Linked DNA regions of Mus musculus: region 1 is linked to region 2. The links are chromatin loops, found by intact Hi-C in ENCODE. Cell type or tissue: left cerebral cortex. All regions are shown on one strand.

The links. Peaks named below come from ENCODE experiments on the same cell type or tissue, not always from the same donor. Only the 100,000 strongest peaks of a DNase experiment are listed, where the experiment ranks them.
Region 1: a loop joins it to region 2, with 2.1 times the contacts of the local background. A loop is called at or near these places in 2 of 42 quality-filtered maps.

What each region holds. Positions count from the first base shown.
Region 1 is chr1:157,507,265-157,515,264 of GRCm38, forward strand. Gm15486 (predicted gene 15486) reads right to left here and starts at 4,459. Exons shown (of 3, transcript NR_151610.1): 1 at 4,386-4,459. It also overlaps a transcript of Sec16b not described here. In left cerebral cortex, no CTCF peak of the experiment used is centred here; DNase peaks (open chromatin) are centred at 154, 778, 3,885, 4,082 and 1 more place; H3K27ac peaks cover 1,098 bases.
Region 2 is chr1:157,408,217-157,416,216 of GRCm38, forward strand. Rasal2 (RAS protein activator like 2) reads right to left here and starts at 4,379. Exons shown (of 18, transcript NM_177644.5): 1 at 3,521-4,379. The coding sequence starts at 3,722. 2810025M15Rik (RIKEN cDNA 2810025M15 gene) reads left to right here and starts at 4,136. Exons shown (of 3, transcript NR_027984.1): 1 at 4,136-4,909; 2 at 5,528-5,579. In left cerebral cortex, CTCF peaks have their summits at 3,629 and 4,350; DNase peaks (open chromatin) are centred at 384, 1,737, 2,739, 2,974 and 2 more places; H3K4me3 peaks cover 4,058 bases; H3K27ac peaks cover 2,541 bases.

The sequences.
Region 1 (8,000 bases), 99 kb after region 2:
ATGAAAGGAGACTTGGCAATTACAGTGTTTGGGGAGAGGATAGAGCCCGTTAAATATTTTAAGGAGGATTCAAGCTGGTTAAAGCTGACTTAGAGACAATGTGGAAACTTCTGTTCTCAAGCTATACAGATGACTAGGGGCCTGGTGCCTGCCAACTGTGACAAATGAGGACTTGGCACAGAGTGGTGAGCAAGCGGTGGCTGTGTGGCTTCTGTTCCCAAGGTTTATATCCTGAAGTTGGGTCCAGAGTTCCTGCTATTTGCCGAGTTCATAAACCATGTGTTTACAGGTTGGTGATTTTCCTTCCTTTTCTTCCTTTCTTTTTCTTTCTTTCTTTCTTTCTTTCTTTCTTTCTTTCTTTCTTTCTTTCTTTCTTTCTTTCTTTCTTTCTTCCTTCCTTCCTTCCTTCCTTCCTTCCTTCCTTCTTCCTTCCTCCCTCCCTCCCTCCCTCCCTCCCTCTCTCTCTCTCTCTCTCTCTCTCTCTCTCTCTTTCTCTCTTTCTTTCTTTGGAGACTTTTTTTTTCTGCTCACCAGCTTTGCAGGAAACCTCAAAAGGGACCACCTGTTGCCTACCTGGAGTGCAGTTAATGTTTTGGCCAACAGATATTTTTAACTCCCACCTCTCTGCTGGGAAAACCTAGGCAAACAAAGTGGAAGAAGTGATGGCCCCTGTGGAATTTGCAGCTCAGTAGGAAAAACAGATGTTACGTACGAGGGGAGGAGTGACCGCTGGGCTGGGAGAAGAGAGAGCTGGGTCCTGGCGCAGATCCTGATGAGCCATGTGCCACTCTGGGCTGCAGCTCATGGGCTGTGTAGTGACTGCATGGGGATGGATGAGCTCCCGCCTGGTGTGAGTTTCCTGCTTGCTGAACAGTTTCTCACACAGCTCTGGATTTTGTCCACATGTAAAAGGATGGATATTTTCCTTAGGAGTGTATCTCACCCATCACCAATTAGGACTCTTCACCTTGTGATATTCTGGAAGAGTCTGGGAAGATCCTCCTAGAGAGGACCCACTCACAGTATAAATACTTTAGGAACAAGCCTTGCTTTCAAGAAAAAAGGCCTTAGAAATAGTGATTCGATGCCACCTCATCTTAGATATCTGGGTATCGGTTTTCGAGTGCTTGGGACAGGAGCCTTACTACTGATGACTTTTGAGGGACAGAGGGACAAAGTGAAAGTTCTTAAGATGACCTGAAAGAAATTTGAAGGAGTAAAAATAAATAAATAAATAAATAAAACAGGCAGTAGTTTTAACTAAAATATAGAATATTTGCCGTTAGTGACTGTGTGGGGTTTCCTGGCTTCCAGAAATTCACCACCATAGATCAACTGATTACCCTGGAAACTGGGGGAAACTCATAAGATGCTTTAATAGAAATGATAGATTTCTTTAACATAATTACTACACACATATTCCCCCATCAGCCTTGCCTAGTCTAGCTCACTAAACTATGCACACAGTTCTGCATGCATCCCTTGCTGTCTGTACTTTTGCATTTATTGCGGTTCTTCATGGTTATGGTTGTTTGTTATTGTTTGAGACAGGTAGCCCAGGCCTGCCTGCAGCTTACTATACAGTCTAGGCTGGCCTTGAACTCTTTAGCCTCCTACTTTAGACTCAAGTGCTGGGACTATAGGCATTTGATACTACACCAAGCTAAAGTGTCCTTTTGACCTGGACAAGTCCCCTCCCCAGAGACTACCACCTCCATCTCCCAGTTCTTTATTTACTTGCTCCTTCAGCCTCTTCTTTCATTGGTTTCCCATTTTGAGTTAAAAACTCTTCTGTGTTCCATTTTACATTATCCACTAATCACCAAGCCAGCCAATGAAAACGCACAGCTCCTTCACCACGTCTGCTCTCTTCTCTCCATCCTGATCTTTCCATCAACCCCATGAAACTGCATTAACACAGTTTCAAATTTGTATAGGATGTGGTCTCCTACACTATTTTCTTTCCTCCCCCCCCCCCACCCCGTCCTGTTCTGTTTGGTACTGGATCTCTTGTGGCCCAGGTCGCCCAGGTTACTCTGGCGTCAGACGCACTCACTGGCCTTCCTGCTGTCATCTCCCTCAATGCAGTTCTGACCCTGTGTTCTCAGTGTTCATGGACCTTTCTGTCTTCCTTTCTCACCTAAACGGTTATTTTGAAGCCTGTGTTCACCTTTGATGGTCTCATTTATAGCAGTGATTTTAATTATGATGTGGGTGTTGCTACTGCCTAGATTAAAGCACACAAAATCTTCAGGACAAAAACACAACGCATAAACAGATGAATATCATCTGCCACAAACCCATGTCTCCTTAGACTTCTCTTGGGAGTTCCTCCTGACTCACTGTTGCCGCTTTGGACCCCTCCAGCAAGCATTCCCAAAGGCAACTAAACTCACCGTGGCCCAACATGGTTCTCCCAGTAAAATTCTTGACCAGGGACATCAGCATCTGAGGTCACCAATCCAGGACTGTGTAAGTCCAATTAACCTGCTTATTCTGCTTCCTTGCTATATTTTGAATCTGACACCCACACCTAGATCAGTCTTCCTTACCACCAGTCCCTTAGTTTGGCCTGAAGCCTGTACTGAATTAAGGAGAACATTACTGACTGTCTTTGAAGCTTCGCCTTGCCTGTGGTATAGCATTCTGGAACCATTCTCTCCACTATTTACTGTGGGGCAATGGGCTATTCACAGACAGGCTGGTCTCCAGTTGAACTGAGGTGTGGAACCCCGGGACCTGGTGGTGATAATTCACCTACATGGGGTGGTAGGCGTTCCCTCATGTCTCCTGGACTCAAGGCTCCTGTCGAAGTTACCGCCCCCCACAGCCCCCACAGGAGAAGTGTGTGGCTAGTAGTCATGGAGACAATGTCTCAAGCTTCTGACCTTCAGGCTAGACTTCTCCCAGTTACCTAGCAACACCAAGATAATGTCCCACCATAAGAGGGGCTGCTTGGCCCCTCCTCACTCTCTTACACTCTCCCCCTTGCTTTCTCTCTCCTCATACTCTCCTTGTTCTCTCTTCCTCTCTCTCCCTCTTTCTTACTCTCTCTCTTACTTTAGCCTTTCTTCTTTCTCTTCTTTTCCCCTTCCCTCCTCTTGGCCTCTTCTCTCTCTCTCTTTTACCTTTTCTCTTTCCCCCTGCTTTTCTACAATAAAGCTCTAAAACCATAGACTGTCTCTGTTCATCAAGGCCTGCCATGCTTGAACGATGGGATAGGCTTTCTTCTAATGAGCCATTCCTAATCTCTCGTCAGAAGGCCTTCCTGTGCTCCAGCCACAGACCGGACTAAAGACTCTCGCCTGTGTGGGAACCTCTCTCCCTCTGCCCTTTCTCCCATATTCCTGGGGCCGAGGGTGTCGCCCCAGGGCCCCTGATATTGGGGGCAGCCTCCTATTCACCCCCCACCCCCCGTCAAGGGGGATCAGTGGCTTAGATGCCCACCCGGGGCCAAGTGGAAAGCGTCTGGCAGCCCTCCCACGTCTGCCTGCCCAGAGCACAGGAGGAACTCTGGCTGGACGCGGGCATTCTCCCCCTCCCCCTCTTTCCCTACCCCCTTAGTAGCCCACAATTTACCACCTGATGTTAGGAAGGTATGAGACAGAATTGTTTTATTTTGAAATCCTGATGCTTATAACAGCATAAGGCACATAGCAGTTACTTAATAGACTATTATCGAGCGAATGGGTGGGGGAGGAGATGGCTACCAGTTCCACCCATATTGGCTTTGTGCTATCTCAGCTAACCCAGTGGGAAGAGTATTTTTCTTCTTCTTCAGTGGTTTCAGGAAAACTTCTGTAGGTTGGAGACATCACCACCCCCAAGCTCCAGTTCAGAGTGAGATGTCCCTGGACATGTGCTGGATGCTGAATTAGTCTCTGTGGTTAGGGAGACATAAAATTCTCATATTTATGCCTGAATATTTGTGCCCACTCTTAGATCAAAAGATGGGCTATGTCTCATATGTGGTATATAAGTTAAGAATAGACTGGGAAGATTTTTTAAAGGAAAACTGATGAATTATTGTCAGAAATGACAGGATGTTGGGCAGGCAGAAATAGCAGATATGTTTTTTTAAGTAAAGAACCCTAGGTCTTAGCTGTGAGTTGACAGCACATGCTTTTAATCCCAGCGCTCAGCAGGCAAAGGTAGGTGGAGGCCAGCCTGGTCTACAGAGTGAGTTCCTGACAGCCAGGGCTACACAGAGAAATTTGGCCTCAAAAACAAACAAACACACCCAAACAACAACAACAACAACAACAACAATGATGACAACCAGGACAACAAAACAAAAACATCCCAGCAAACCCAACCCTCCCTAAAAGAAAACAAAAACAAAAAAAAACCCACACCCAGGTCTTGGGAGAGGTGGGGCTACATACCTTTCTGTGAGGCTGAGTGAGGCAGCTAGGATGGGCTGGGTGGCTTTAACTGTCAGTGCTGCTCTTTATGTTCTAGGCTCTCCAATCATCACGTCTATGACCTATGCCACTGACTGTGACTGTTGTGCCCTAGGCTTTCCTTTGCCTAAGAATCTTTTTCCAGTGTTCACCGTTCTCGCCGGAGCACACTTGTCTCTTTCACCTACTTCCAGGATGGTGCACTCTTAGTTTGCAGGTCTCAGTTGCAGCTGCTTTTCTTTTGAAAAGCTTTCTTTGACTGAGTGTGGCTCCTTCATAATGGATTTCACTTGCTTCATACTCTCATTCCCCATACACACCATTGTAACTAATTTGTCTGTGTCCCCATTAGATAGTTGTCTTGGCTAAGTTTAATGTCAACTTGACACAAACTACAGTCACGAGAGAGGAGAGAGTCTCAGTTGAGAAAACGCCTCTGTAAGATCCAGCTGTAAGGCATTTTCTTAATTAGTGATTGATGAGGGAGGGACCAGCTCACTGTGGGTGGTGCAGTCCCTGGGCTGGTGGTCCTGGGTTCTATAAGAAAGACTGAGCTCCATGAGGAACAAGCCAGTAAGAAGCACCCCTCACCTCGTGACCTCTGCATCAGCTCCTGTCTCCAGTTCCTGTCCTATTTGAGTTCCTGTCCTGACTTCCTTTAATGATGGACTATGATGTAGAAGTGTAAGCCAAATTACACTTAACACAAATTACAGTTAAACCCTTCCTTCCCCAAACTGCTTTTGGTCATGGCGTTTCATCATGGCAATAGAGAACCTGAGACACCAGTAAACTCCAAGAATACAAGGAGTAAGTTCACCTTGTTCTCTTTATGTGGCTTAACTCGGCATGTAAGAGGCACTTACTCCCTAGTTATTAGGTAAGGACAGGAACTGTGAATTCTTTCTATGTAGTTTTGGGATTTGCCTTCTTCACTAGAGGAGCTATGGAGAATTAGCATCTATAGGAGAAAAATAATCTTATTTCAATTAACAAATGAATTTATGTTCAACAATAATTACTTGTTGAATGAAAGAACTGCGTTTTCACATTCTCTATAGATGAATTAGACCCCAGTTGGAGTCAGTTAATGACATCATGTATTTGATGAATGACACCCGGATCAGCACGAGGACATGATGTCATTAATGCCATGAGGAATACAAAGCGTATCCTTAGTGTTAAAGAAAACAGTGGTAGCAATCTTGTAGAGAAACTCCAGCACAGGAGGAATGCCAGGAAGGGCAGTGTTTGCTCAGCACACAGAGTCTGCAGCAGTCATTTGTATAAGCTGCCCCCAGAAAACAGCAAACTTTGGCAACTGTGTTGTGATGGCTGCAGACATTTGTGCTCAGAAAAGAACCCTCTCCATCATCCTGACATGCCCTTCGGTGTCCTCTAGAACTGAAGTTTGACCCTTGGTTTCTGCCATCATAAGTGGTTCCTACAGAAATTGCCCTAATGTGCTAAATTCAGTACCGGAGCAGCCCTCCCGGAGAGCAGCTCTATGTGCAGGCACTAATTCCAGACTGAGAGAACAAGGGACGTAAGTTCCACTGAAACACGTGTATGCATTCACCGCCTATTTCTGTCCAAGAACAGTGGGCAGAGAGGTAGGACACCAGAAAGTGGAATGGAACTTTGTTGGCTGACAAATTGGATGAGGAGAAAAAAACCAGAAATGAATCTTTGAGTTCTTATTTTTATCGTTGAATAGCTGTCTACCTACCTACCAATCTATCAGTAGGCTGAATGAGCCTATTTATACAGGCTGGATGACTTTGAAGGTTGTAATCATTGTATTCACATGAAATGAGTTTTTACATAATTGCATTTTTGTGTTGAATCTATTCTATGCCTATTGCTAAGTACTGTGCTTTTTTTCTTTTTCTTTTTTTGGACGAAAACATTGGGCTAGAAATCCTCTGATTGATTTCCTGTGAAGTTCTTCATTTGGTGACTAATGCAGATGTACCGAATGAGCTTGGCAAAATCTCTGATCCTTTCTGGCCTTCCCTATTGTTTCTCAAATGAACAGTCCCCCACGGATTCCACCAGATAACGCAATAGCAAGTCAGGGACAGGTACTTCTCCGGAAGACAAGATAAGGTAGCTGTGGGTTATTATGATAAGAGAAAGGGCAGAATGACAGTTGGAAATAGTAACGATGGGTTAGATTATCAATAATAAAGTAAAACAACGTGAAAAGTTCGTTATGAATGAAAGATAAAAGCTAAATAAAACGACATGCTCTAAACAGTTGAGAAAGCAAGTCTTGCATTTTGGGAGGTGGGGGGGAAGGGGTGAAGAAAACAATAGTGAGAATTTTGTGTTCAGGAAAATCATGAAGACCATTTTGGATTTATTCTACAATGTCACTGAGTAAGACCTGAACTTTAAAACTGCACTTTTTTTTAAAAATGAAATTTGAGTGTCATACTGCCAGCTTGTAAGTCATTCCATTGGTGCAAAATGATGAACTAATTAAAAAAAATCTTTTATTGGATTGGCTCTTTAACAGTTTCAGATATATGTGTACACACACACACCCCCTTCTAATTACTGACACTCTCCCCTCTCATCTCCTATCTCTTATGATCCTCTTCCCTAAATAAGTTTCTTTTCCATGTTCATGTCTTTTTGTTTTGTTCCCCACTGAGTTTAACCAGGGCTGCCTGGGTGACAACATGTTTAGAATTCCTCACTGGAATCTGATGGGATCGTCATCATTAGATACACCACTGACTGCCCTGCTTCAGAATCAATCAGGAGGCATAGAGCCTTGAGGGCCCCTCCCTGATCCACGCCTACTACTGACAGGTTGAGCCGTAAGCAGGCTGATTGCAGGCAGCTTTGGATGCTGGGAGGTGATGTGCCCAGAAGAAGACATTTCTCTGCCCTTTCCCCTATCTTTTGGCTCGTTTATTTTTCCCATGCTCTCTTCTTCCTTGCTCTCTGAGCCTTAGATTGTGTGGTGTAAATGTCTTCTTTAGGGCTGAACACTCAGCCACCCTGTGTTCTCTGCACCTTGAGCAGCCTTGAGTTTCTGTATTCACCACCATTCCTGGCGAAGAGAAACTTCTCTGATTAAGGCTGAAAATAGCACTTGTCTGGGAGCATAGACATAAATATTGAGAAGGCAGTTGGGCACCATGTCAATTGAGCTGAACAATAGTGACAAGTTCCCCTTTCCCCATATCCAAGACCTCTTCAGCCATGGATTTTTAAATTAAGTTTACAGTACTAGGCATTCATTTCTCCTTCAGAATGGCCCCAACTAAGTTAACTAATGGTTACCCCCATAACAGTTACACCACCATTGTGCCAGTAGACACATCTTGCCTCGCTTGGTATGATAGTTCTCATCTGGGTAAGACTAGAGTTTTCTTTTCTTGCCCCACTTCTTGAAGCTTGCACAGTAACTCCCTAAACTGTGAAGATTAGCTAGCATGGAGGAAGCTTTCAGCCCAGTTCCAGCTCAAATCTTTACACCTGTGGACCAAGACGTGCGATGTCTTCAGTGGTAGGATCTTTTCAATTAGTTCTGACGGGGGCAACCGAAAGGAACGGCAAGCACTTGTAGTGTTTTGCTCAGAA
Region 2 (8,000 bases):
AAAATCAATCAGGTTCAACTCTAAATGGTCAAACGGAAGATGAATTAACATTTAATGCCACTTTACTATGAGGCACAGGAACAATCCGCTAGACCTGAGGACAATAAAGGAGGTGGTAAGAGAAGCATATAAACAAGACAGACAGACTAATGTCAAAACTTTATACTCTTGACAGGACGGAGACACAATTTATTTGTTAATACTGGAATGAAACATTTTACTCAAACAAAGGATAGTATAAACATTTTCTCTTAGCTGTGTCTCAAAGACTTGCATTTGTTTGTGCTCTAAATATAGACCCACCTACTACAAAGCTCTGAACATATTCCAAAGCAAATCATGGTAATACACAAAGCTCTGGATGCATTAGCAACCAAAGAGCCAAACTTGTTAACCAGAGTAAAAACAGTGCCAGTCTTTCAAATCTGTGAAATAAACTAAGGAAATACTGTGCCTCAAAGTTTCTATGAGATATCCTTAAGAAAGGAGAAATATTTTTGTTAGTCTTTTTGTATGATTTCAATGAAAATTCTCAAAGAGGATGTGAGCTAGCCAGCATCCAGGTTCACTCAATACCACTCCTCAGTATAATTAGCCTTTGAAACCACGTCCATCTCCACCTGCATAAGCCAGACCTGAGCAGCATCCTGCTACCTTCCTACCTTGTGAGAACAGAGTCCTCCTGATGGTGAGTTAAAAAGCGCTCAACTGAGAGCTTGTTCAACAGCTGGCTTCAAAAGTCAGGACAGAATCTGTAGGCCAAGTTGTAGTTAAATAATGGGACCAATTAGACCACAGTCCATATTTAATCCACAAACTTAGAGGAGAGGAGTGAAAACTTCTCTGAAACAAGTGGACCACACTTAAAAAAAAAAAAGTCTCTATAAATTATGTAGAGGATCAAAGATAACCCAAGAATACACAAATCGGACAAGAAACAAACAAACAAAAAAAAACATATTCCATAAATGTTTACTTTCTTGCTGGGCATGGTTGCCCATGCCTTTAATCCAGGCATTTCAGGAGGTAGAGGCAAGTAGTTCTCAATGAGTTTGAGACCAGCCTGGACTATATGGCAAATTTCAGGCCAGCCAGGGCTACGCAGTGAGACCCTGCTTAAATAAATTTTAAAAATTGATTTTCCACATTATTCTAACCTCAAAGAATCATACAATAAACAATTTTTTGTTTGTTTTTTGTTTTTTGTTTTGTCAAGACAGGGTTTCTCTGCATAGTCCTAGCTGTCCTGGAACTCACTCTGTAGACCAGGCTGGCCTTGAACTCAGAAATTCACCTACCTCTGCCTCCCAAGTGCTGGGATTAAAGGCATGCGCCACCACGCCTGGCTCAATAAACAATTTTAAAACTATCTAAAACAAGCAAGACCCCCTTAGTTTTGGTTTGTATGGACAACAAAGCAGTCTCCAGGGAAAAATCCTTAAAAGAAAAGCAGCAGCATTAAACAGCAAGTAAAACTGAGTTTTAATTAACTGACAAAAATCAAACATTAAAAAAAAAAAGATGATGCAGTGGAAATTCTACCACTAAACATAGAAATACTTCCTCTGAATAACTTCTTGTGCATGAATTTATGTGCATGTAAGCCAACTACTTCAGATTCCACATTGTATGCAGAAACCTGGAGCCAGGGAGATAAAAATGACTCAGACAAAATTAAATGACAACGAAGCTGTGGCAAAACCAAAAAGAAAACTATCTGGTTCTTGGCCCTAGTTGTGTGCTACTAATTTCTAGGTTTCTTCAAACATATTTAGACGTGTGTGCATATGACAAGTCCAGTTCTAGAACAGACTACCAAAACATTAGTAAAAATTTACATGGGTTACATGTGAAGGATATGTACAATAATAAGGTCTAGAATATCCAGCTCTGAACACTTGTCAGCCAATTATCATATATACTAACATGGTCCTCTCTCTAACATTGTATAAAAACAGTAAGAGAAAGTGTATACAGACAGAAGATAAAATGTAACCACAATGTATTCCAATTTATAGTCATTTTTAGACTCTCATCAACTTTTGTTATAAGTGATCAGCTAACCTGAACTAGCAGACAGGTGGACTACCAGGCAGCAAAGCTTTTAATCCAACCTGCTGAGAATGAATTGAGTAACTCTGCGTCAGTTCCCACCTCTTTGCTTTAATTCCCCCATTTAGCAAAAAGGAAGAGAAAAAAGAAAGAAAGAAAAAAAAACATTTAGAAACACCAGCAAAATTCTAAGTAGTATATACATAAATTTCTAAGAACTAGCTATAAGGAGAGTTGCTTTTTTTATATAACTAAAAAGACCCTACAGATTATTTAATCCACTCATTTTGTAGATAAGGAATTTGAGGCAAAAAGATGGCCTTATCTGCCCTAAATTGTTTAATAATTTTTAGTGACAGAACTGAGGCAAGAATTCAAATGTCTGGGATCTTTCCTGAAGTCAACTGAACTGTCCAAAAGACAACTTATAAACCATGAAAAGATGGTCTTGAATTATAAAGCACAGAACCTATTTGGAAGTATGAAAGCCAAGCCATAAATACAATATGCTGATCACTAACAGCATATTAGACAAACAAAACTGCAGGACAGCATCTCAACACTGTGTGATTCCAGATACTTCAAATTGGTCATCTTATATTCAACCACATTACTATGTCTTTTATGGTCATGTGTAGCAGAAACATTCTGCTAGCTTGATATTTTGGAAAGCCACAGCTAACCCATGCATACAGCATGTTTAACGTTGCCACAGCCTTTCCTGAATAGAAAATCATCATTCAGGTTTAATTTAAAAGATGGTTACTCGGAATGCAGAAAGGGAAAGTTTCTTTAGTGTGTTCATCACTTTAAACCTGCTGAGTGACAACCGGGTAGCTTAACCACGAAAACCAGAAACAGCAGTGCAATCTGAAACAACCTACACACTCAGGACAAGCAGAGAGTACGGTTCAAGGAAAAGCTGTCGGTAAATCTACTGCTACCAAACACTTGAACTGGGGCTGGTGCAAGGGCTACGGCTAGGGCTGGGTGTCTCTCCCATCTCTGCCCCCCACCCACAACCCCTCGATTTTGTTTTGTTTTGTTTTTCATTCATTAGCTCATCTTCTACTAAGCTTTTTCATATCTTTCTCTCAACACTTGCTTCACACAACAGGAAGGAAATGAAATCCCATTCACTTGGTTTTGTGCCTTGTTCCATTCTACCTTCCTGAGGACTCAGCAGCAAGTGCCTTTAATTAATCACCTAAGAATTACGTCCAGATAGCTCAACTCTATAAACTTACTGTGGATATCTAAAGAGGTCCAAAGGAGCCTACTGAGTCACATAACCAGGCGCTATATATTGGATAAACTTGTCAAAAAGCATTTTCTGCAACAACAACAACAACAACCAAAAAAAGATGTGGACAGCTGACCTAGGATAGATGGGGGACTAAGAATGCATCGGAGCCCAAGGAAAGATGAGAAACGCCAGCCTCTGAGGCAGACGACTTGTGATCCTTACCGAACACCCGGACCCAGCTCTGCTGCTGGCACACTGACTCCAGAAGGATCCGATCCAGCATGCCACCGGCCACTGCTCCGCTGACTGGGACGACCGCGTCCAGATCCTCCGGGGGCAGCGGCGAGTCGGACTCCAGCCCCGTGAACATCTCCGGCCACGACAGCGCCTCCGCGGCTCCTCCGGACGACGGAGACAGCTCCATGGTGTCCCAGAGGGAGCAGGCGGCGGCGGCGGGGCGGGCTTCCCGGCTGCGGGAAAGGGACGACGGCGCGGCCACCAGCACCCGAACGGCTGCGGGCGCGGACACCGCTCACCTCCTTCCCCGCCGCCCACCGCCCGAAGGCCGGGCGCCGCAGCCCACCTGCAAGCGGAGGGTGGGACCCGGGCCGGGAGGCGGGTCCAGCGTGGTCCGGAGCGGAGGCGGGTCCCGGCTCAGGTGCGGGTCCGGAGCGGACGCGGAGCACCCGGGAGCGCGGGCTCACCTCCCGCCCCCACGCAGCCCTGCTCAACCCCCGCGGGCGCGTTCGCGGGCCGCCCGGGCTTGGGCTGAGGATGGAGCTCGGCCAGGCAGGGCTGGGCTCGGGGGCGTCGCCGCCAGGGGCCGCCCCCTCTGACCGGCTCCCGCCGCCGTCGCCTCGGGGGCTCAAAGCGCCGGCTCCCTCAGCCTGAGGGGCGCGCCCCGGCCCAGCTTCTGTCCGCCTGGCGTCGGCTTGCTCCCGCGGAACGCGCAGGCCGGCCCGCTAACTCTCAGGCCGCCGCTCCGGCCGCTGCTTGGGCTCCTCCGGCTCGCGCTCCTCTGAGAAACCCACAAGCCCGGCAGCCGCGGCGCTGGCGGCGGCGGCAGGCGGCATCCCAGGGTGATAGGCCGAAGCAATCGAGTGCCGAGCTCACGGCCGCGTGTGCAATCCAGTAACCGAGCGGAGGAGGAACTGCCGCCGAAGACAGCAAAAATCGGGCACCGAAATACTCAGCGGGCCAGGCCCGCCTACTTTCCTAAGACTATCCTGCTCCGACCGCCTCTCGGTGCGGGGATCCTCGAGCTGCTGGTGGAAGCAGAGACGGTGTTGGGGAGGCGGAGAGAAAACGGGGTGCGGGAAATTTAAAAAGATGGGAAAGGCGCTTCCCTTTTATCTTAGCCCCTATCCTGTTGATTTCTGGACCAATGCTTCTTTCTCGGACGAAGAACATGAAGACGCTGCTTTATCTAACAGTCACCTCGGAAGAAACGCCATGGTTCCTCCACAAGGGAGATCTGGCCCCGCGTCTTGGATCCTGAGATCTGTGCGAGATCCCGGCTTTGCGCCCTGTCCGCCCTGGAGCTGGATTTATCATCAGTTTAGAATAGCATGGCTACGATGTGTGGTGCGGATGGATGGACGAGCCCCGCAAGTACATGAAATGCCCCAAAGCCCCAGCATTAACCAAACAAGCTTCTCTTTTTTGCCTTTGATCTTTGCAATCTGTTGGCTTCTCTTCTAACAGTGTCACTTGGGTTTTATTTTTGGTCTATGTGTAAACTGTCTTCCTCCTTAACATTGGCTTCGTTTTGTGCCCACCCAAAGCGGGATTCACCAATCCAGATTTCAGAGATTTTAGGCATAAGTAAATAAATAAATAAATAAATAAATAAATAATAGTAATAATAATAATTTCGGGTAGAAATTTACCAATTTAAATTATGTTGACAAATCAGGTTTTTCAACAATTTATGAACATGGCTACTTCAAACCAATCAGGAATTTTTCATAATTAGATGATGCTAAAAAATATTTGGGGGAGGGTTTTTGTTGTGTCCCAGCCCACCCCAGCCCTCATTTCTCTCTACTTTGACCTTCTATAAGAGGTCAATCTAATTTTCTAGGTTTTAGGAATTCTCATGTGTTTTTGTGTTTTATGGGAGTTATAGCATGCATTTTATAATTTTCTCCCAAATTTTACATAGAGTAATAGCATGTTAAAACAAGAAGTGACTTTAAAGATCCTCTCACCCTTCCTCTTGTTTAACAGGTGCAGACAGGACAGTCCACATCACCTGCCAAAGCAGCCAGCAATGCAACAGGTACGTCTTACAAGCTCTCAGTGATACTGATTTCTTCAACTCTGATCCTTCAAGAACTCTGTGATTAGATTTGTTAATCTGGTGCTTAGCAATGAAGTAGAGTAATCCCTCCCGGTATATAGAAGCCCACTTGCTTGCTATCTGACTACAGTCAGCTCTCCAATTTTAATAAATGAGAGATAAGGAAGCTAGAAGTTACAGGACCCAGCCCTAAACAAATCTAGTGTTTTCTTTCTCCCTTCTTTCCTTCCTTCCTTCCTTCCTTCCTTCCTTCCTTCCTTCCTTCCTTCCTTCCTTCCTTCCGTTTAGTTTCAAGACAGGGTTCCTCTGTGTACCAGCCCTGGCTGCCCTGGAACATGCTTTGTAGGCCAGGCTGGCTCTGAACTCAAAGAAATAGGCCTGCCTCTGCCTCCCGAGTGCTGGGATTAAAGGTGTTGGCCACCATACCCAACTCAACTCCAATTTGTAAAGATCTCTGAAGGGACATTGTCCTTTTGCAGTAGAGGGAGGGAAGGAGAGAGAGAGAAAACCCTTGGCATAGGATTTCCATTTGTATTGAATTATTGTTGATGTCTCAAAGAGTAAGTGAATATGGACACCAGCCGTACAAATCAAAGTATCTACTCATATGTATGGATGTATTTACCCAAGCTGTTATCCCCAAAGCAGCATTAGGAGTGGTATATAAAATGAAGGGAAAAAGGTTTTCCAAAAATTGATCTAAGTGCCATCATGTCTCTTAAGGGAAAGGCTCTGTCAAACTCCCTCTTATCCTGCTTCCTTAGTAACCTCTGTTTCCATCCAGACCACTAAAACTAGTCACTACTTCACTTTGGCATCCTGAGCTCGTACTAGTTGCACACCATCATCCAGTCACCCAAGTAACATACATCTGGAATGCATCTAATGTCTCTAGGTCTAAAGGAAAATACTTTCACGACATGGAGGGTAAATAATTCTGTAATAGAAACAGAATTTTAAAAACAGTCTTTTAGCCAATGGAAAAATAATGAAGCACAGAGTACTAATAAATCATCTTTCTGAAGATAACTGAATTAAAACTCTAGCCTTCTGCAGGAAAGGATGGCACTGCCTATAATCCCTCCTGGGAGGTAGAAGCAGGAGTATCAGGAGTCCAGGTCACTCTTGGGTACATAGAGATTTGGAGACCAGCCTGGCTACTTGAGTCTCTGAATAAAAACAAACAAGAAACCATTAGTAGCCTAATTTGAGGGGAGGGAGCAAGATAGGGTTTCTCTGTATAGTTTTGGCTGTCTTGGAACTCACTCCATAGACCATTCTGGCTTTTGGCTCACAGAAGAGATCCACCTGCCTCTGCCTCCAGAGTTCTGGGATTAATGGCATGTGCCACTACTGCCCTGCTTAGTTTATTAATAAATCTGCATTCTTAAGGATTTTTGGGTTTGCAGCAGGTAGAGTTGTTCTGATATTTGTGAGGAAAGGTCATTTTTTTTTCCTGAAAGTGATTATCATTAAGAAAAATAACATAGAAAAACAAAAAGTAATAAACCAATTTGTATTGCTCAAGGTAGTTAATGCCACTTGCATTTGTACCTGTGGTATCTCTGCAGTATATTTCTGGATTTTAAAGTGAAAACAGACTTTTGTATGCTATAAATCCTAGTTCGCGAACAGACTATGAAAGAGTTGAAGATTCATTTCCACCTGCTTTGTCCTTCTGCTTTGGAGCTTTAAGATGCTCAGCACATCTGTGAAGTGGATAATCACTGGTCCTCTTGTTCCCCAAAATCAAACCCAACAACTAGGACAAGTGGGAACTGAGATTAGGAACCTGTGGAAAGATGTGAGGAGTGACAGGAGGAGTTTCCCAGATGATGGCCTAAAAAGCAAAATCCAGGAACAGTCTGAGCTTTCTAAAAGATAAAAGAGGTCACTGCTTGTGAGCCTGTATCACTAATCTTAAATGGAGATGAGGGTTTTGAGTCTTGGCTGTTACAACCTAACAGGTTTGTTTGTCTTCCCTCTTTCCTCTGTCTGAAACTGCACATACCTCAGGAGGTCCCACCCTTGTAAGTGCCCTCCCCCACTTCTCTCAGCAGATAATCCCATAAACAGGAAGTCAGGAGGCCGGCTTCTTTTCTGCACCCCCTTTCTTCTTGAGCATAGGGCCCTAGCGCTTTCCGGATTGCTTTGTACAATGTTGGTGATACAAGGGAAGTGTTGAGCCTTCCCCTAGATCTCCAATCCCCCTAGATAATCCAAGCACTTCTGTGACTATAGTGTCAGCTGGATAATGTTGAGTTTAGGACACCTTATCACCAACCCATCTGCAGTGCTGAGGTCCAATCAGGAGTTTATAAATGTTGACTACATCCACCAAGATGGCATTTCCTGGATTTCAGACGCAACACTTCCCAAATCTCTTTGTGTCCCCTGTTT